Regions from separate parts of the Homo sapiens genome. Here region 2 is linked to region 1. A link is an interaction called in ENCODE POLR2A ChIA-PET data of the cell type or tissue named here. Cell type or tissue: HepG2. All regions are shown on one strand. Each heading gives the region's core, and the rest is flanking DNA. Links, peaks and the distances in the headings are about the cores only. Region 1 has its middle 19 kb from the start of PDGFA-DT. Region 2 has its middle 47 kb from the start of PDGFA.

Evidence for each region. ChIA-PET counts read pairs that join two places held together with the same protein. Peaks named below come from ENCODE experiments on the same cell type or tissue, not always from the same donor. Only the 100,000 strongest peaks of a DNase experiment are listed, where the experiment ranks them.
Region 2: POLR2A ChIA-PET joins it to region 1 with 14 read pairs; 5 of 35 experiments call an interaction of 5 or more read pairs at or near these places.

What each region holds. Positions count from the first base shown.
Region 1 is chr7:534,522-543,777 of GRCh38, reverse strand. No RefSeq gene overlaps it. Among named protein-coding and RNA genes, the nearest start is that of PDGFA-DT, 19 kb to the right of the region's middle. RefSeq lists enhancers at 3,231-4,172, 4,173-5,116. In HepG2, for the core only: no CTCF peak of the experiment used is centred there; DNase peaks (open chromatin) are centred at 3,857, 4,177 and 5,377; H3K4me3 peaks cover 1,293 bases.
Region 2 is chr7:467,526-478,633 of GRCh38, reverse strand. No RefSeq gene overlaps it. Among named protein-coding and RNA genes, the nearest start is that of PDGFA, 47 kb to the left of the region's middle. RefSeq lists enhancers at 2,331-3,225, 3,548-3,842, 6,714-7,670. In HepG2, for the core only: no CTCF peak of the experiment used is centred there; a DNase peak (open chromatin) is centred at 6,033.

The DNA of each region.
Region 1 (9,256 bases), core at 1,148-6,147:
CCAAAGGATTCCAAGCAGGGTGGACTTTCTGTTGGGTCCAGAAGCCAGCAGGTGACTGTAGGCTCCTGTCACTATTCTAGATGCAGGGGCTTTGCCTGGGGCTGCCCAGCCCTGCCCGATATGGACCCCAAGCCTGGACCTCTCAGGGCCTCAGCTTTCCCGTCTGTAAGATGGGTGTCACGACCCATCCAGGCTGTTGGTGGAATGAGCTAATTACTGGCCGTAAGAGGCTCGGCAGGGGTCCCAGGCTGAACAGTGGCACCGGCCCACGCGCCCTGCTGGGGTGAGCTGGCCTCTGGGGACTGGGCTTGGCCGAGGCCCCTCCAGACCACGGACAGTCCCGGCCTCACCTCCCCTGGCTCAGGGTGGCTGAATCAGCCGGCGGGGGTGACTCACTTTGAGGCCAGGCAGTTTCCTCCCGGGCCCCCCGGCTGCCACGCTGGGGAGACAGGCAGGCCCTGCCATATGGGGCCTGGGACTTGGGGGTGATTTCATGTCTGGAGGTCGGGCCAGGAGGCCCTCGGCAGGGGTGGCTCCGGGATCCTGGGCCCCACCCTTCGGAGCTCCATTCGGCCCCAAGGGCTCTGGCCTAGGAGACTCCCCGGTCCAGATGGGCTGTGGGCCTGCCCTGGCCTCGTCAGAGTCCAGCTCATCCTTGCCCCTTCCAGAGCTACCAGCCACGCTGACCTCTCTCTCCCCTCTTGGGCCGCTCTTGCCTCCTGGAATGTGACCAAATTAGGCGGCTGGTGACTAACTTTCCTACCCGAGCTCCACCTCCAGTTGGTCAAAGGATTTCCCTTCCTCGAGGGTTCCTCTCGTCTGGTTCTAACTTCTCCACCAAGTGCAGGGAGGCCTTCCCCTCACCCCTCAGTCTGGGCCTGCCCCTGGCCTGCTTGGGGGCCACGAAGGCTCTCAGAGGCTGCTCATGGGAACAGCTTTACAGTCAGATCTTGCAGGCACGCAGCGCGTTGTATAATCCACCCATAGGGCTTTCTTCAGCCAGGCAGAAGGTCACTGGGTCGGGTTCCACTGATCCCAGCAGGGGGTCTGCTTGGGGACGGAGCCCCGTGTCACCGCTGGAGACGTCCCTTAGAATTAAGACTGTCAGCCCCTCACCAGCCTCCTTAGCCAAACATTGTTTTCACTTGCGCAGTTGGGGAAATTGACTGTTGTATCTCAGAAATGCACTTGAAAAGGAGCCTGGCGATCCCCGGCCTGGGATGCTGCGGCCCTGCCCGGGCTGGCTGGCGTGCGCTGTGCTGGGTAAAGCAGAGAATTACACGGTCACCTAACGTGCCTCAAACCCTAGTCCCAGCTCTTCCTTGCTGTGTGGCCCCAGGCACGTTCCTTAACTCCTCTGACACTGCTCATCTCTAAAGTGGGGTCATAATGTTTGCCCCGTGGGGTTGGAGGTGAGAGTGAAGCAAGACTGCGCAGGTGAAGCTGGTTGCAGGGGGTTGGAGGTGAGCTGACGCGAGACTGCGCAGGTGAAGCTGGTTGCAGGGGGTTGGAGGTGAGCGTGACGCGAGACTGCGCAGGTGAAGCTGGTTGCAGGGGGTTGGAGGTGAGGGTGAAGCGAGACTGCGCAGGTGAAGCTGGTTGCGTGGGGTTGGAGGTGAGCTGACGCGAGACTGCGCAGGTGAAGCTGGTTGCAGGGGGTTGGAAGTGAGCTGACGCGAGACTGCGCAGGTGAAGCTGGTTGCGTGGGGTTGGGGGTGAGCTGACGCGAGACTGTGTAGGTGGAGCTGGTTGAATGGGGTCTGGTGCAGAGGACATTCACGGCTGTGGAGCTGCTGTCGCGTATGACGTCTCTGTCACACCCAACAGTGATGGGAACTGGGCCCTCCCCACGTCCGGCATGTGCCTCCCGGAGCTTCTGCTGTGTGCGCCATGTCCTTCAGCTCCCAGTGGGCCCGGTGGGCCTGCAGTCATCCTGGAATACTGCCTGCTCCTACTCTTCAAGGCCTCTGCGTGCCCCACCCTGAGCACAGCAGCTGGAAGTGAGGCCTCCTCTCCTATCCTCCTATTACCTAAGCCAAGCGTCTCCCCACCTGTGGCTGGCCCCGAGAACTCCCTGACGAGGGACGCCCAGGTGCCTCTCAGCGGCCCCCAGTTTTGGAAAAGCGGCAAACGTCTCCATGGACGCAGCCTGTCCTGTGGCCCTTCCTCGATCTGTCGGGTGATTGCTGTGTGCATCACACTCCAAAACGTGGTGGCACGAAACAGACGCCTCATGTTCACTACGGATGCTGCCCTGCAGACCTCAGACAGGGCCCGGTGAGTGGCGCTTGTGTGCTCCGTGATGCTTGGGGTCTGGGCTCAGCAGACTCCCTGGGGGTGGGGTAGGGGGCTCAGCGGGCTCCCTGGGTGTCGGGGTGGGTGGGGGCGCTCAGTGGGCTTCCTGTGGGTGGGGTGGGGGTGGGGGGCTCAGCGGGCTCCCTGGGAGTGGGGGAGGGGGCTCAGCAAGCTCCCTGCAGGTGGGGGTGGGGGGCTCAGCGGGCTCCCTGGGGTTGGGTGGGGCGGCGCCTACATCCTGTGTGGCTTGGGCTTCCTCCCAGCATGGTGGCTCTAGTGGAGCTAGATTTCCCTCGAGACGTCTGAGGGCTCCAAAAGCCAGCTGGTTCCAGCCAGCTGTTAGCGTTGGGGACTCGGGCCCTCAGGGAGCCCCTGTTCCAGCAGGCAGGGTGTGAGCTGCGTGGCCATTTGCGACCGAGTCTCAGAGGCCACAGAGCATTGTTTCCAGCACAGTCTGTGGTTGATGATGAGACAGCCTGCCTGGATCCAGGGGGACACAGACCCCCACTTGCTGATGTGAGAGATCAAGGGACTGGTGGTCCTGTTTTCAAACCACCACACCTTCCAGGGTCCAGGAACTCTTGACCCAGGTGAGCTCTGGCTGGGGGTCAGCAGGCATCAAGCTAGTTATGCTGCGCACAACGCCTGATTGGCTGTCTAGTCCCAGGGACAGGCTACGGCGTTCATGATACGGGCACAGGCCGGCTGGTTCCTCTACACCAGAGTGTGTGTCTGGCCACACTGTGCGCCATGCACACAGGGAACACTCAGATGTTGGATGAATGAATGTACGACCAACTCTAAACCCAGACGGGACTCTTGCAGAGGCAGCCTGGGTCAGAAGGAATGGAATCGCTGCGCGGAGGAGCCCCGGAGACCTTAGGCGGGGTGGGGAAACTGAGTCTGGGAGACAGCGGGTCTGGCTGGGGTATCAGAGCTGAGGCTGCAGCCCCGCTGGGCCTCTCACACTTTGCTCCTCCGAACTACCCGAGTGAGAAGGAGTCTTGTCATCTTGCTTTTGGTCTGATTATTGTTGCTGTCAATACAGTAAAGCAAACTTTACACGCTTTAGAAGGACGAGGTCCTGGTCATGTGCTGGTGCTCCTAGGAGCCCACGTTTATATTTTTCTGTAGGCCGAAGAAATCACAACAAGTAACTTTCATGAAGGTAGACAACCCTGGTATCAACTCTCCGCATTGATGGAGAGCAGAGAGGCTGCTCCCACCCCGAGGTGGTGACAGGCCGCTCTGGAGGGGGTGAGGCTTGGCCAGGGACGGGGTGGGGGTGGCCCCTGGGTGCTCTGGGACTGGGGCCTGGGTCCCTGAGATAGGGTGGAGGAGGCCCGTAGGGAGCAGGGGAGCAGGCTGGTTCCACGGACCCCTGCCTTCCTGCTCCCACTCTGGAATCCTCTTGTCCTTGGCTCAGGGTTGGGATCTAGCCTGGGCTTGCCCCACCAGTTTTGCCTGTCACTGGGCCATAAACCCCTCCTGTTTATGGGCCGGGCCACCACCCCACTGGAACCTGGCCAGGCTTCTCCTAGGAGGGCGGGCTCACTCCCTCTGGGAGTCCCCCCACACCACACAGGGCAGCCGCCTGGAGGCCCGATGAGGTGGCTAGAGGTGTGGGTGGCCCTGTGAGCAGTGGGCGGCACCCCTGGGGTGGTGGTGGCTGGAATTCTCAGGCCCCAGGCTCTTCCCGGGCCGTTAGGCCGAGTGCATCCAGGCAGCCCTGCACACCCCCTCACCACCCACCCCACCCCACCCCACCCCACCCCACCCCACCCCACCCCACCCCCGGCGCAGGAGGCCACGTGTCTGTTCACCTCCACGTCTAGGCTCGGAACGCCGGAGAGCAGGGGCGGGGACCCCAGTGTAGGGAGCCTGGGCCTGTGTCCGCTAAACGTGTGACGTGCACACAGAGTGTTGGTTTAATTCCGCAGACGCTCCCTGGTGCCTCCTGTGTTAGCGTTGGGGACTCGGGCCCTCAGGGAGCCCCTGTTCCAGCTGGCAGGTGGGGACTGAAGCTCCCTTGGAGTGTGTGGGCAGGTAGAGGAGGGCACCGCCCTGAGCCTCAGGAATCTACTCGCCGGCCTCAGGAGGCAGTTACACACCCGGCCCCCTCCCGGTTCTACTGGCCCCTGGGACAGGCTGCAGGGCTGGCTAGGAGTCTGGCTTCACACCGGCCCCCAGAGGTGGTGCCTCTGCCCGCAGTGAGTGGGGGCACAGGGGTTCCTCACCAAGGCTCCACCGGCGTAGCTGAGGCACTTGTCCCCAAACGGGAGCCCCCCGCCAGCTGGAAGGGTCCTTCCAAGTCCAGGGGAGGCAGACAGGACCCCCTGTGCAGGCGACAGAGGGCAACTGCTCTGAGCTCAGGGCCTGGGGAGGTGACTGTGTGGCAGGCGGGGTCCTATGTGGCAGGCAGGGTCCCGTGTGGGGAATGCTCAGAGCCCTGCTGACTCCACTGGCTTCTGGGCATTCCTGGTCTGACCTCCAGGCCGGCTCCTGGGACCCTACCAGTCTGAGGGATGGGGAAGGAAAGGGTAGGGCGGGCAACTGTGCCCGAGAGGGGACCCCAGCTCTGGACTCTGGCTGGCTCGAAACACCTTGGGGCCATGCCCATCTGTCCAGTTGGGCTGTAGAGAGGCTTGGAGGAGCCACCGGAGTGAAGGAGGGTCGCCAGCGTCTTTAAGAAACCGCAGGATGCTGACGCCCCTAGAGCCCCCATTGGGTTGGTGAGGAAGTGGGGGCCCTGGGGGGATGTGTGAGTTGTGTTCCTCTCAGCAAGTCTGGCTTCCTTGGGGGCCTAGGAGGGGACACTGAGGGCTTGCTGTCCCCATGGGGAGGTTGTAAGGTGAGACTCTCAGGAGCTCCTTCCTCCTGTCTAGGGGGTGCCCCCTTCCCCCCACCTTTCTGGGGTGACAGGCCCGGGGGGGCCCCCAGATTTTCTGAGGCCTGGGGGCTGGCCTGGCCGGCTGGGTCAGGAAGTGAAGGGCTGGCATGGGGGAGGGAGGGGAGGACTGGAAAGTGCATTCCAGGCGGGTGACACAGCCTGCGGCCTTGGGGTGGGGTGGGGCCAGGCTGGGCTGCCCTTCTCGGGAAGGTCCCTGGGATCCAGCTCCCCGAGGAGGCAGATAAGAGGGGTGGGGCCTGGCTGCATGGGAAGAGGAAATTCCAGGCCTGGGACAGCTGCTGCTGTCTTTCAAGGCTGGATTCAAATGCCACCTCCTCCTGGAAGCCGCCTCAGATTCCTCTGCAGCCCCTGGACCAGGGGCGCCCTCCTCCAGGGACCCCGGCTCCCCTGGGCTCTGGTCAGGTCAGCCCCAGGCTGGGCCCTCCACGGCCCTGATCCACCGCAGCGCACTCCTGCTGTGCACCCCTGCAGTGCACCCCAGAACCTAAGCAGGGCCTGGCCGGGCCGCCCACAACCACGGAGCTGGGGTGGGTGTGTTCCCTGCACCCAAGGCCGGCGGCCAGGCGTGGAGGGAGGGGGGCGTGTGAGTGAGGGCCACAGCCTGGTGGGGGAGTCGATTTCCTGGTGCTTCCTGTGCCCAGCGCTGTTCCCAGCCCTCTCCATGGATTAACTCACTCTCTCTATTCCTGATTTCCCTGGAGTGTAGGCAAATCAGCCCCACTTCACAGCTGAGGACGCTGAGGGCAGTCGTGGTAAGGCCAGGTCCCTGGCAGGCTGGCCCCGGAGGTGGATCAGGTCCCTCTCCCACCTGGGAGCCGGGTGGGCCGATGTCTTTTTTTGGCGGGGACCAGGAGAGTGAAAGCCTGGGAGCTGGGTTGGCCAATGTCTTTTTTGGGGGGGGGACTCTTCAGGAGGGTGAAAGCCAGGCTCACTGTCCCTGGGGGCTTCCAGCACCATGAAGGTGAGTGCCCCCTGGCCCCTGAACAAGGTCCCCCTCCACCACACCCAGGCCCCCTCCATCACACCTAGGCACCCTCCATCACACCTAGGCACCCTCCGTCGCTGCTTCCCCGGCTCGGCAAGGCTTCACGGAGCCCACTTCTTGGAAGTGAATATGGATGAGTTTAGGCCCCTGCAAGTCTCCCGAGGAGAAGCTGGGGGTGCCCAGTGGTGAGAAAACTCCCCCATGTGCCAGGCACTGGCATTGGCTCATTTCATCCTCACTGCAGCATTAAGTCAAGGGTGGCTGCCAGCCTCCAGGTGGGCCCGAGGTCCTACCTCCCCATGTCTGTGCCCTCCCATAGCCCTTCCTGCATTGACAGGGCCTGTGCTGGGGTGGGGCTTCCCAGGAGTGGTCAGAGAAGACACGGTGGCTTTGGCCTTGCTGTTTGGGCCTCTTGCTCCCCGGGATGCCAGCCGCCATGTTGTGAGGACACTCAAGCAGCTGCAGGGTGAGAAACCGACACCTAACAACCACGGCCTGGTCCACAGGATCCCGGGGAAGCCGTTTCTGAATTCCTGAACTACAGACACCGTGAAGTCATGAATTTGTTTTGTTTTTGGTTTTTGAGGCAGGGTCTCGCTCTGTTGCCCAGGCTGGAGTACAACGGTGCGATCACGGCTCACTGCAGCCTCAACCCCTGGGCCCAAGCCATCTTCCCGCCTCAGCCTCCCAAGTAGCTGAGACTATAGGCACGCACCACCACGCCTGGCTAACTTTGTAATTTTTTGTAGAAATGAGGTCTGTGTTGCCCAAGCTGGACTCAACCTCCTGAGCTCAAATGATCTCCTGCCTCGGCCTCCCAAAGTGCTGGGATCACAGGCGTGGGCCATGGTGCCTGTCATGAGGTCTTCACTGTTGGGTTGAGACTCTGCATTTGGAGGTGGTTTATTAGGCAGCAATAGAGAACCATGGCAGCAAATGTTATCATTTCTGGGATACTGAGGGTAAGCGTGGCTGTCATCCAGGAACAGGCTAGAAGGAGACTCTGGACCCCGGGCCGTCAGGGCTGAGTGACCCTCATCCGTGGTACCTCACGGCCTCTCTGGAATTCTGGGGTCTCTGTTGGACACTCTGGGTGACACCCTGTGGTTCCTGGAGACCCCTCCTGCTGGGTTTCACACACGGCCTCGCCGACGGGCCAGAAGACCACAATGGCTTTGAAAAGCAAGAGCCGGCGGTGTTGCCTCCTAGGAGCTCCCTAGGGACCAGGTGGGGCTGGCTTGGGCCCAGGCCAGACCTAGCCCCTGAGGTTTGCTAATGGAAGGTGGGTCTGGGTTCTGCCCCCATCAGCTCCTCCAACAAGAGCCCGGGCAGGGAGGACAGAATTATTTTTAACCTGTGATCTGCCAGGGAAGTGCTCTGTAACTCAGGGGAAGGCCCCAGACTTGGCAAGGGCGGTGTCTTCAGGAGCCAAGCCCCTCACCTCTCCTGCCAGGGGTTCCTTTTACCGTCTTATGGTGGATTTCCCTTTTCCTTGGGCTTTTGGGGTATCCACGGAGCAGAGCTGTGACCTGGCTGGCTTAGGGTTTTTTTTTTTTTTTTTTTTTGAGACAGTTTCACTCTCATTGCCCAGGCTGGAGTGCAGTGGCGCGATCTTGGCTCACTGCAACCTCCCCCTCCTGGGTTCAAGCGATTCTTCTGCCTCAGCCTCCCAAGTAGGTGGGATTACAGGCATGCACCACCACGCCCGGCTAATTTTGTATTTTTAGTAGAGACGTGGTTTCTCCATGTTGATCAGGCTGGTCTCGAACTCCCAACCTCAGGTGATCTGCCCGCCTCGACCTCCCAAAGTACTGGGATTACAGGGGTGAGCCACCGCACCCAGCCGGCTGGCTTAGGTTTTAAAATTAAGGCTCACTCTAGGACCGTAGGGGATCCAGGGAGAAGGCTGAAGGGAGGCCACAGTTATCCCTGGAGAAGAGGTGGGGCCAGGTGGAGGTTCTACCTGGTTAGGTTTGGGAGAGGCTCAGAGGTTGAGTCAACAGGGGTTCCCCCAGACCAGAGGCACCAGGTGAGGGGGAAGGTGCAGGCCGGGTGCCCCTTGCTGGCCTGGGTGGCTGGGAGGTGGTGTCATTGTTGCCTGGGGGACGAAGCTGGGGCGCTGTGGGTTTGGGGCTCTGTTTGGGCCATAATGAGATCAGCTTGTCTTTAGACACCCATGCAGAGGTGTTGGGCAGAGCTGGACCCGAGTCCAGTTGTCAGGACGGAGGCAGTGTTGCCCCCATGAGAAGACGGTGAAGAGTGAGCTCTGGACCCTCCAGGGTGAAGAGGAGGAGCCGGGCCAGGCATGGTGGGTCACGCCTGGCGTCTCACCACTGTGGGAGGCCGAGGCGGGAGGAACACTTGAGCCCAGGAATTCAAGACCAGCCTGGGCAACACAGTGAGACCCTAACTTTACAGAACATACAAAAATTAGCCAGGTGTGGTGGCTTGCACCTGTAGTCCCAGCTACTCGTGGGGCTGAGGTGGGAGCATCACCTACGCCTGGGAAGTGGAAATTGCAGTGAGCTGTGATTGCAGCCTGGGCAACAGAGCAAGACCCTGTCTCACAAGATAAAACAATAAAGAAAAGAGGAGCCCGGGAAGGAGTAGCCGGGGTTGACTCCAGAACACAGGGCTGGGGGTCCTGAAACAGGAGAAGGCGGCACATCGGGGGCAGGTGTGCAATGCTGCAGTGATGTCCTATCAGATAAGAGAACTGACCAGAGGGGTCAGTGCTGGCGAGGTCGTGGCGCTCTTCACAACAGGCGATCCATGGGTCGGATGGCAGTTCAGGAGTGGGCATCTCAGCCCCCTGGCCAAGGACTGCGTTCTGAGAAAGAGCTTCATTGATCTTACCGGTAGGCAGACGGGTGGTTCGCACTCTTTCTTGCTGACGAGAACCAGGGCTCTCCAGCCGCTCCTGGCAGCCGTCTTGTCACCATGAGGGAACCCAAGAGGAGGACCAAGATGTGGAGCCGGACCCTTGATCAGACCTCTCCTGAATCCCGCCTCTGGGCTTCCCAGTAAGATCCCTGACTGTGTTTGGGCTGAGTTTCTATTTTCTG
Region 2 (11,108 bases), core at 3,775-8,774, 68 kb after region 1:
TCCCTCCTTCCTTCCCTCCTTCCTTCCCCCCCTCCTTCCCTCCCTCCTTCCTTCCTTTCTTCCTTTCCTCCTTCCTACCCTTCTTCCTTCTCTCCCTCCCTCCTTCCTTCTCTCCCTTCTTCCTTCCTTTCTTCCCTCCTTCCTTCCTTCCTTCTTTCCTTCTTTCCCTCCCTCCTTCCTCCCTTTGTCCTCCCTTCCTTTCCTTCCTTCCCTCCCTCCTTTCTCCTTCCCTCCTCCTTCCTCCTTCCCTCCTCCTTCCCTCCTTCCCTCTCTCTGTCCTTCCCTCCTTTCTTCCTTTCCTCCCCCCTCCCTCCCTCCCTCCCTCTTGGGAAACCCTGGTCCTTCCCATAGCCCTGAAGGGTGCTGTTCCTCTGGGAGGGGCTTTGCAACTCAGAAGGGCAGCAAAGACTTCCTGCCTTGGGTGAGATTCAAGCACGAAGGACCCAGACCTTCACCTCAGATGAACGTAAGGACGACCACCAGGCAAGTTCTGATTTAGACTCACAGACTCCAGGCTGAGCCCTCAGGAGCCCTGTGTCACCATCTGGCTCAGCAAACTCACGGTACAAAGGGAGGTGGATGAGGACACCCTCGGACTGCCCTGCATGGGGACCTGGAGCCCAGGCCTCGCCCCAGCCGCGCTGTGTCCACCTCCCCCAGGTCACTCTCCCCAGTGTCCAAGAGGACGGCATCATTTCCTGGTCCCCAGGGCTGCCTTTCCCTGTAGCATCTGCCTGCGGAGCCTCACTCTGCAGACGTGCAGCCCCCCAGGTGAAACGGCCCTGTTACAGGAGGAAAACCCAGTTTATTTCTGCACGCGTTTGCAGTAGGGATTCCAAAGATATGAATCATTCACCTCTCTGCTTGCTCTACTCCTCAGACATTTTGGGGTCAGGAGAAATGGCTGAATTAATTTTGTGTTTTAATGTGATAAAAACAGCAGCAAGGCCGGGTGTGGTGGCTCACACCTGTCATCCCAGCACTTTGGGAGGCCGAGGCGGGTGGATCACCTGAGGTCAGGAGTTTGAGACCAGCCTGGCCAACGTGGTGAAACCCCGTCTCTACTAAAAATACAAAAATTAGCCGGGTGTGATGGCGCGTGCCTGTAATCCCAGCTACTCGGGAGGCTGAGACAGGAGAATGGCTTGAACCCGGGAGGCGGAGGTTGCAGTGAGCCGAGATCACGCCACTGCACTCCAGCCCGGGCGACAGAGTGAGAGTCAGTCTCGAAAAAACAAAAACAAAAACAAAATAAAAAACCCACAAAACAAAAAACAAAAACAAAAACAAAACAGCCGCGAAACGGTGCTGTGGTTCCCCCACCCAGCCTCGCATGCAGGCTCCTCCACGGTGGCCGTGGCGGAGGGTCTCACGTAGCCCCTGAGACGCGCGCCCAGGGTGGGAGGCAGCTGGAACATGCGCTTCTCCCAGGGGCACCCACCGGGGGGCCCAGCTCTGCTCGCCCTCTGAAGCCCCCGCGGGCCGCTGGCGCCGCTCTCCTAAAAGACCTCCAGGGAGGCTTGCGATGCCTCCTGCCGCCGTCTGAGGGCTCGGGTGCCAAGCCCTGAAAGCTCTTGCCTCTGTGCCGTTGGGACTCCGACAGAAAACAGGGTGCTCAGCAATGTCCTGGGGGCAGGTGAAGCAGCCACGGGCAGGGCGTGTGGCCTGTGCAGTGCTGAGCCCAGCACCGTGGGGATGGGAAGGCGGATGTTCTGGGGGCCTCTGAGGGATTGATTTTCTCACGTCCTGAGGGCCACAGGTCTGGGGCCCTGGTGTTGCAGGACAGGCTCCTTCTGGGGGTTGAAGGAGAATCCGTCCTGGTCCCTCTCACTGGCTTCTGGATGGCCGTCGTCTCCCTGTGTCTCTTCCCATCTTCTTCCCTCTATGTGAGCCTCTCCCTGGGTCCAGGTTCCCCCTTTCCATGAGGACAGCAGTCCCACCAGATCGGGGCCTCCTGTGAGCTCATCTCCCCTCAATCTCATCTGCAAGGGCCCTGTCTCCAAATCAGGTCACATTCAGGGGTCCTGGGGGTTAGAATTTGGACATATGAATATCTGGGGGCACAGTCCAGCCCATAAGAGACATGAAGTGAGGGACAGTGGAGTCAGGCTGGGGCCCTTGAGAACACCTGGTATGTCCCCGTGTTGCTCTCTCCCCACCTCCTGTCTTAGCCAGGCCCCTGCAGGACAGCCGGGCCCTTGGCTGTGGAGCACACGTGCATCCAGCCCAGGGCCCTGAAGGGCTGTGGGGTGAGGCCTGCAGGAGCCGGAGGTGCTGGCCGTTCTCCTGAACCACCCAGATGACAAGCAGACCCGCCCCACGAGGCCCACACCCACTCCAGACACCAAACCACAGCTTCTCCTCCCAAGTCCAGACCACGTCCTCCTGTGGCCAGCCCTGATCCGGAACCACATTGGGAAGGGGCTTTGGGAAACATCCCAGCTTTCCTGTGCTGCCATGGCCTCCCACCCTGGCCTCCCTTGGTGCTAGTGGTGTAGCCTCTGCCTCCGCTTCCGGCAGTGCTGGATGGTGTAGACTCCCGCCTCGGCCTCCCACAGTGCTCTAGCCTCTCGCCCCGGCCTCCCGCAGTGCTGGGGCTCTAGCCTCCCCCATCGGCCTCCCACAGTGCTGGTCCTGCAGCCTCATGCCTTGGCCTCCCACAGTGCTGGTCCTGCAGCCTCATGCCTCGGCCTCCCACAGTGCTGGTCCTGCAGCCTCATGCCCTGGCCTCCTGCAGTGCTGGTGCTGCAGCCTCATGCCCCGGCCTCCTGCAGTGCTGGTGATGTAGCCTCTCGCCCCGGCCTCCCGCAGTGCTGGGGCTCTAGCCTCCCCCATCGGCCTCCCACAGTGCTGGTCCTGCAGCCTCATGCCTTGGCCTCCCACAGTGCTGGTCCTGCAGCCTCATGCCTCGGCCTCCCACAGTGCTGGTCCTGCAGCCTCATGCCCTGGCCTCCCACAGTGCTGGTCCTGCAGCCTCATGCCCCGGCCTCCTGCAGTGCTGGTGATGTAGCCTCTCGCCCCGGCCTCCCGCAGTGCTGGCGGTGTAGCTGCTGCACCTGGCCCCTTGTGCATCTTGTATTCTCTCCTGGATCTCAGGTGACCCAGCTGTGTTGCACTCTCCCCAGCCTTGCTGAGAAGCCTCCACAGAGCCAGGACCAGAGCCTGTGACCCTGAAGCTCCCAGAAGAGTTCCGGGTCAGTCTTACATCACTGACCTCCTATCCGCCGCGCGTCTTGGTTACAAACTACGAGAGTAGATGGTGGTGGGATAGATAATGGGACGGCTGACGGCAGGAGGGCTGGGGACACAGTAGAGCCACATGACCCCTGGGGTCCCAGCCAGGGCGGGGCCGTCCCCCGGGTTTAGGACGACACTGCTGTTGCTGTGAATAATTTCTAAAGTGTCCCAGCGCCTTCATCTGTCCCTCAAGATTCAAATCCCTGGACAGAAGCACATGAGTGCCCATTCCAGAGAGAGAGAGGGAGGCTCCACGTCTGAGGGGGAACCCAGCTCCTCCTGCCCCCCACGCATGCTCCACGTGCATGGCCGGGGGCTTGGGTGTGTTGGGAGGCCAAGACCCTCACAGCCCAATCAGCAAAATCCCACGCTTGTGAGGCCAACCTTGATCCACCCCCACCCCCTCCTAACACACATCCTGCCTGCCTGAGTGCGCTTCCTGGCTGCCTGACCTTTGGCCTCCGGTGCAGCCATGTCCCTGGGCTCCAGCCAGTGGGATTCGGGGGATTTCCAAGCCTGGCCCTACTCCTGCCCCACCATGATCCTCGCCCTCTTTCTCTGTCTGAGTGGAGAATTTGGAGGGGCCAAAGGCAGCACAGCAGAGCTGAGTCAAGTGGAGCCTGGATCCCTGCATGACCATGTGGACTGCTGCCCACCATCTGGGAACAATCCAGGTTGGCCTTCCCCTGACCGAGAAATAAACTCTACTGTGTCAAGCTGGGGAGTATGAGGCTCTATTAGAGCAGCTAGAGTTACCCATCTCAACAAACACAACTCGTGAGCCAGCTAAGGGCACGATCCACTTTATGGATGAAGAATCTGGCAGTATGACAATTCATGTCTTCAAAAAATATCACATGGCTAATTCGTGGGAAAGGTCATACCTAACCCCAGTCTCAGGGTGCTGGAGTGTGGGCTGGAGAACACAGTGGGGAATCCTGAAGCAGAGGCTGCAGGCACAGCCGACTGTCCCCAGAACTCACTTTGTCCCGGATCTCGTCAGCGGGCCCTGGGATTGCCCCAAAAGGAGCTGAGCCCATGTCTTTGAATCCAGACCCTGTGCTCTGTTGACAAAAGGACTTCTTATAAAAAAGTTAAGTTTTTTTGATTATAAAAGAAATACATATTCACTTTAGACAGAGTAGGACAAAGAAAAAAACGACAAACTTCCTATAATCCTTCTATCCAGAAATCATTATTGTAAACATTTTTGGATATTTCTCTCCATGTCTTCTTGTTTCTTTCTTTTAGAGATGGGGTCTTGCCATGTTGCCCAGGCTGGAGTGCAGTGGTGCAATCACAGCTCACTGTGACCTTGGACTTCGAAACTCCCGTGATTCTCCTGCCTCTACCTCCCTAGCAGCTGGGAAAACAGGCACGCACTACTATGCCTGCCTAATTAAAAAAGGATTTTTAAAAGAGACGGGGTCTCACTATGTTGCCCACGCTGGTCTTGAACTTCTGGGCTCAAGTGATCCTCCCGCCTCGGCCTCTCAAAGCACTGGGATCCCAGTTGGGAGCCACCATGCCAGCCCAGTCTTTTCCATATCAGTCTCTTTATCTCTGTTTCAGGCGTTTCTGGTTGTCCCCCGAATTCAACGGCCTCCCCCTGGTTGGCTGTTGGACTCCTGTGGTCTTTTTGTCAGCTGTGGGGTGGGGCGTGAGGGGGACATGGGGCTGGGCTGCCCAGAGCTCCTCGAAGTAGGGCAGGCTGTTGTCCGGTGGCTGGGTGATGTCAGCACCTCCAGGATCCTTGGCTGCAGGGAGCTTCACGCCCTTCCCAGGGCAGCCCACGACCACTGATGCATCCAGGCAGGTGCACAGGCCCAGCAGTCCTGGCCCAACCCACTTGCAGCAACTCTGCCAGCTCCCAGCCTCAGAGCTTCTTGTGGGCAGGCCGTCCACTGTTGGACCTTCCTCGCCCACCCTGCCTCCTCCCTCCCCTCCACGGGTGCTGACTGGGGAACATCCTGACACACCTCCTGGCTGCTGGGCTGTACCTCCGTCTGCCTCCTGGACCCAGGGACATTCTCAGCCAGCCTGGGCCCCTGTGCAGCCCCATGGGGCAAATGCCGAGCAGTCCAAAGCGGCAGCCCCGGTAGCTCCATTCGCCTGGCCCGCCACCGACTCACACGAGCAGGAGACAATTCTGGCCACGAGACCGGAGGGAAGCCTCCCGAGGGCTCCTGGGAGCATCTTCCCGGCTCTCAGAAAGGGGCACAAGGCTGGGTGCAGTGGCTGATGCCTGTAATCCTTGCACTTTAGGAGGCCAAGGCAGGGGGATTGCTGGAGGCCAGGAGTTCGAGACCAGCCTGGGCAACATAACGAGACCCCTATCTTTACAAAAATAAAAAAAAAATTATCCAGGCATGGTGGTGCATGCCTGTGGTCCCAGCTACTCAGGAGGCTGAGGTGGGAAGATTGCCTGGGCCCTGGAGGTTGAGGCTGTAGTGAGCTATGACCGTGCCACTGCACTGTAGCCTGAGTGACAGAGCCAGAACCCATCTTTAAAAATAAAAATAAAAATAAAAATAAAAAGTCATAAAAGGGGCAGAAGGCAGGGATGCCTTTAGAGGGTGGTGGATGAGGACGTGATGCCTGGAGCTATGGCAGTCCTCTTGTGACCACGAGGGGACAATTATGAGGTGTGAGGCCAATTGAGAATGGCAGGGTAGAGAGGAGGAGGAATCCCAGCTCCTGTGGTATCACAGAATCACTGAGTGCACACCTTGAACTTCCTGTCATGTGATATAACGCACCTCCTTCATGTAAAGCCACCGTGCGTCAGTGCCTCTGTGTGTGTGCGCATACACTGTGGCTTGTGTGCGGATTCCCCGCTTAACATCCAAACAAGCCAAAGGTCACTCCTCCTCGGGGGAAGGCTGTGAAAAGGCAGCTCCAGGAAAAGAAGTGTCAGGATGAGGGGGCCGGGGGACCTGCGCCGAGTCCCTAAACCCCAGGCCTGCCCAGCTCCACAAAGGTGGCATGGCGGGTGCCTCTAAGCTGTGTCCCCTCCTTGTCACCAGGGACGGTTCAGGGCTGCTCACCAGCTGCCAGGTGCCACCACCCGGGTCCCTCCCATGCCTTCTCCCTGGGCTGCAGGAGCTGTTGCAAGTGAGCTGGGGCCTGTGGGGTCAGCCCTCTGGCCGACAGACTCTTTCCCACAGAACTTTGGGAAGGGACTGACTCAGCAGAGCTATTTCTGATGTTTTCAGTCACTGGAGTCACTATCTCGACTTGTAAGACATAGTTTATGCTCCTTAGAAACTTGAGCCTGCCCCGGGAGTCCCTGGGGAGCTGCCAGGACAGATTTCGCACCGGCTCTGGCCCTCCCTTCCCTTGGAGGGGGAATGCGGGCCCGGCCTGAACAGGCAGTGTGAGGAAGTTCCAGCAACCGCTCCCACGTGGCTGCGTTCCGGAAGCTTCCTGGGCAGTCAGCTGCAGGCTCCATCAGGCTCCCTTTCGTTCCAGCCCCACTGTGAGCCCCTAGGGGACCGGCAGGAGCGATGAGGTCCCCAGAATTCAGCACTGTGCCGAGCTGGCCGGGCCACCCCTCTGGTCAAATGGCTCAGGGCAGCGGGCTCCCTGGGACTGCTCAACATGGGCGCCCCCGGCTGATCCATGGCTCATGGGCTGCTGGGGAAGACGGGGCCAGAGCTCCTCTGTCTCCCCTGCTTTGATGCCCCTCCTTGTCCGGGGCCATCTTGAGGACCTCAGTGATCCCCCATAGACCCTGGCCACAGTCACACCTGGCCCCCACCCAGGTCAGTCGGAAAGGTGATAGGGAAGAGAGGGTGGTGCGGGGAGCCTCCCATCATACAGATGAGAAACGGGGGCTTGATGGGTGAATGGGCTCAGCCCCGCCAGCAGAGCCAGGCCTCCAGCCCAGGCCCAGCTCACTCCATGACATCTCCCTGGACCCAGAACACTCCTGTTCGAGGCTGACACCATGACTTAGGAAGTCAGACCCTCGTCTGCTCTTCCAGTAGATCATCAGCGGTCTGCCGAGTGTGCCCAGGCTGGGCGTGTGCAGGGGTGCACAGGATCCTGGCGGGGGAGACAGACGGTCAACAGATGGACACGCCCCGAACAGCATGAAAGGGGAGAAGGGGCATGGGGGAGCTATAGGGTGGTGGGGGAGGGTGTGTTGAGGGGCACAGGGAGATATAGGGTGGCGGGGGAGGGGTGTGTTGAGGGGCACAGGGAGATATAGGGTGGCGGGGGAGGGGTGTGTTGAGGGGCACAGGGAGATATAGGGTGGGGGAGGGGTGTGCTGTGGGGCACAGGGAGATATAGGGCGGGGGAGGGGTGTGCTGTGGGGCACAGGGAGATATAGGGTGGGGGAGGGGTGTGCTGTGGGGCACAGGGAGATATAGGGTGGCGGGGGAGGGGTGTGCTGTGGGGCACAGGGAGATATAGGGTGGGGGAGGGGTGTGCTGTGGGGCACAGGGAGATATAGGGTGGCGGGGGAGGGGTGTGCTGTGGGGCACAGGGAGATATAGGGTGGCGGGGGAGGGGTGTGTTGAGGGGCACAGGGAGATATAGGGTGGCGGGGGAGGGGTGTGCTGTGGGGCACAGGGAGATATAGGGTGGTGGGGGAGGGGTGTGCTGTGGGGCACAGGGAGATATAGGGCGGGGGAGGGGTGTGCTGTGGGGCACAGGGAGATATAGGGTGGGGGAGGGGTGTGCTGTGGGGCACAGGGAGATATAGGGTGGCGGGGGAGGGGTGTGCTGTGGGGCACAGGGAGATATAGGGTGGCGGGGGAGGGGTGTGCTGTGGGGCACAGGGAGATATAGGGTGGCGGGGGAGGGGTGTGTTGAGGGGCACAGGGAGATATAGGGTGGGGGAGGGGTGTGCTGTGGGGCACAGGGAGATATAGGGTGGCGGGGGAGGGGTGTGCTGTGGGGCACAGGGAGATATAGGGTGGGGGAGGGGTGTGCTGCGGGGCACAGGGAGATATAGGGTGGTGGGGGAGGGGTGTGCTGTGGGGCACAGGGAGATATAGGGTGGGGGAGGGGTGTGCTGTGGGGCACAGGGAGATATAGGGTGGGGGAGGGGTGTGCTGTGGGGCACAGGGAGATATAGGGTGGGGGAGGGGTGTGCTGCGGGGCACAGGGAGATATAGGGTGGCGGGGGAGGGGTGTGCTGCGGGGCACAGGGAGATATAGGGTGGGGGAGGGGTGTGCTGCGGGGCACAGGGAGATATAGGGTGGTGGGGGAGGGGTGTGCTGCGTTGAGCAGTCCCCCAAATTTATGTCCACCTGGAACCCGTGATGTGGCCTTACTTGGAAATAGTCTTTGCACTTGTAACTAGTTAAATCCATGTCTTAAATGAGACCACCCTGGATTAGGGTGGGCCCTAAACCAATGACTGGTGTCCTCATGAGAGATGGAAGAAACTCACACACACAAGGGGTGGGTGAAGAGGGAGGTGGGATGGGAGACGCGTCTGAAAGTCATGGAACACAAGGAGGGCGGCCGCCAGAAGCTGAGAGAGGCCGGGATGACTCCCTAGAGCCTCCAGAGGGACCCAGCCCCGCCGATGCCTTGATTGCAGGCTTCTGGCTCCGGAAGGGTGAGAATCATTGCTGCGGTTTAATCCACGCAGTCTGTGGTGCTTTGTCACGGTAGCTGGAGCCAACTGAGGCAGCGTCCGGACCCTCAGCTCTGGACCCCACCACAGTCCTGCAGGGCTCCCAGCCTGTGGACCAAGGCTGGCCGATAGAGCTTTCTAGGGTGTGCCCTGGATCTGCACCGTCCAACATGGCAGCCACCGGCCACATGTGTGTACTGGGCACCGGAAATGTGGCTGGTACAGCTGAGGTTCTCAACTTTTAAAACGTCATCCATCTTTAATTTAACATAAGTACCCACACAGGGGCTCGTGGCTCTCCTATTGGACCAGCCACCCTGGAGTCCCCTGTGAGACACAGCTGTGCAGGGAAGTTAGTTCCCAGAACTCTGAGAGGTGCCCACGTGGGGAGGGCTGTTGGGTGGGAGCTCAGCTCTTGGACCTCCCATTCTCCATGGCACTTGCACCCATGCGTGTGGGTCACTGGGACACCCTGGGAACTTCCCACAGGCCAGCCTTTCTGTTCGTATTGGTGCCTTCAGGCCCAGGCAGAGTCCCAGACAGAGGAAGGAAGTCCTCGGCTGAGCTTTGTCGAAGTGATCTGGCTTTCCTGACATCCAATTTTTCTTTCTGCAGTTTACAATACCCCAGGGCTTAGCTGAAACCTCCGTCTCTACTTTGCAAGCTGCCCCAGATCCTAATGAGCATTCACTTCCCAGGGATTTGCAGAATTGTTTTAAATATAGACTCTACCACCAACCCCATAAAAAGTTGTATTGGTGGTAGTCATTCTTCAGCAGGCCGGTCATCATGTGAGACTTCCTCCGAGGGTTACGTAAGCGTGAGTGTGGGGTTCTGGGAGGGGGAAGTGGCTCTGTGTTGGCTCCGTGGGCAGCCAGGGTGCTTCGTACCAGTCATGCAGTCACCGTAAAGTTAACACCTTTGACTTCATTAGGAAAAAGGAGGAGGTTCCAGATATGTGTGGCTTATGTAGAGGTTTGAAAACAGGATTTCAGAAATGACTTTTAGCTAGGCTTTTGGTGACCATGTCTCAGCACTGGGGATAGAGCCTTTGGCCAGGGGCCTGGTGGGACTGTAGGACCCAGGGCAGAGGCGAGAGAGCATGCAGTTGGCATCTGAAGACCTGGGCTTGAGTTCAGCGTCTTCTGCCAGCCTGGGGTCCTCAGACACTGGAACACTCACCCGCATCTCACTAATTAAGGAAATAGGCTGTGAGGGGGATGGTAATGGCAATGACAGTGATGTGGCAGTGGTGGTAGGACAGTTGCAGGAATGACAGAGATGGTGATGGTGACAGAGGTGATGGTCGTGAGGAGGTGATGGCCATGGGAGGCGACGGTCATGAGGAAGTGAAGGTCATGGGAGGTGATGGTCATGAGAGGTGGTGGTCATGAGAAAGTAATTGTCATGAGGAAGTGACAGTCTTGAGGAAGGGATGGTCTTGAGGAAGTGACAGTCATGGAAGGTGATGGTCATGAGGAAGTGATGGTCATGAGGAAGTGACAGTCATGGAAGGTGATGGTCATGAGAGGTGATGGTCATGAGAGGTGATGGTAATGAGGAAGTGACAGTCATGAGAGGTGGTGGTCATGGGAGTCGGTGGTCAGTGAGAGGTGATGGTCATAGGAGGTGGTGGTCAATGAGAGGTGATGGTCATGAGGAGGTGATGGTCATGAGGAAGTGATAGTCATGAGAGGTGATGGTCATGAGGAAGTGATAGTCATGAGAGGTGATGGTCATGGGAGGCGATGGCCAATGAGAGGTGATGGTCATGGGAGGCAATGGTCATGGGGAAGTGACAGTCTTGAGGAAGGGATGGTCATGAGGAAGTGATAGTCATGAGAGATGATGGTCATGGGAGGTGGTGGTCAATCAGAGGTGATGTTCATGAGGAAGTGATAGTCATGGGAAGTGATGGGAGGTGATGATTATGAGAGGTGGTGGTCATGAGGAAGTAATGGTCATGAGGAAGTGATAGTCATGGGGAAGTGATAGTCGTGAGATGTGGTGGTCATGAGAGGTGATGGTCATGAGGAGCTGATGGTTATGAGGAAGTGATACTCATGGGGGGTGGTAGTCATGGGAGGTGATATCTGTGGGAGGTGGTGATATTTGTGGGAGGTGGTAATGCTTGTGGGAGGAGGTGATGGCCATGAGGAGGTGATGGTTGTGGGAGGAGGTGATGGTCATGGGTGGTGACGGTTGTGGGACGAGGTGATGGCCATGGGAGGTGATGGTTTTGGGAGGAGGTGATGGTTGTGAGAGGAGGTGATGGTT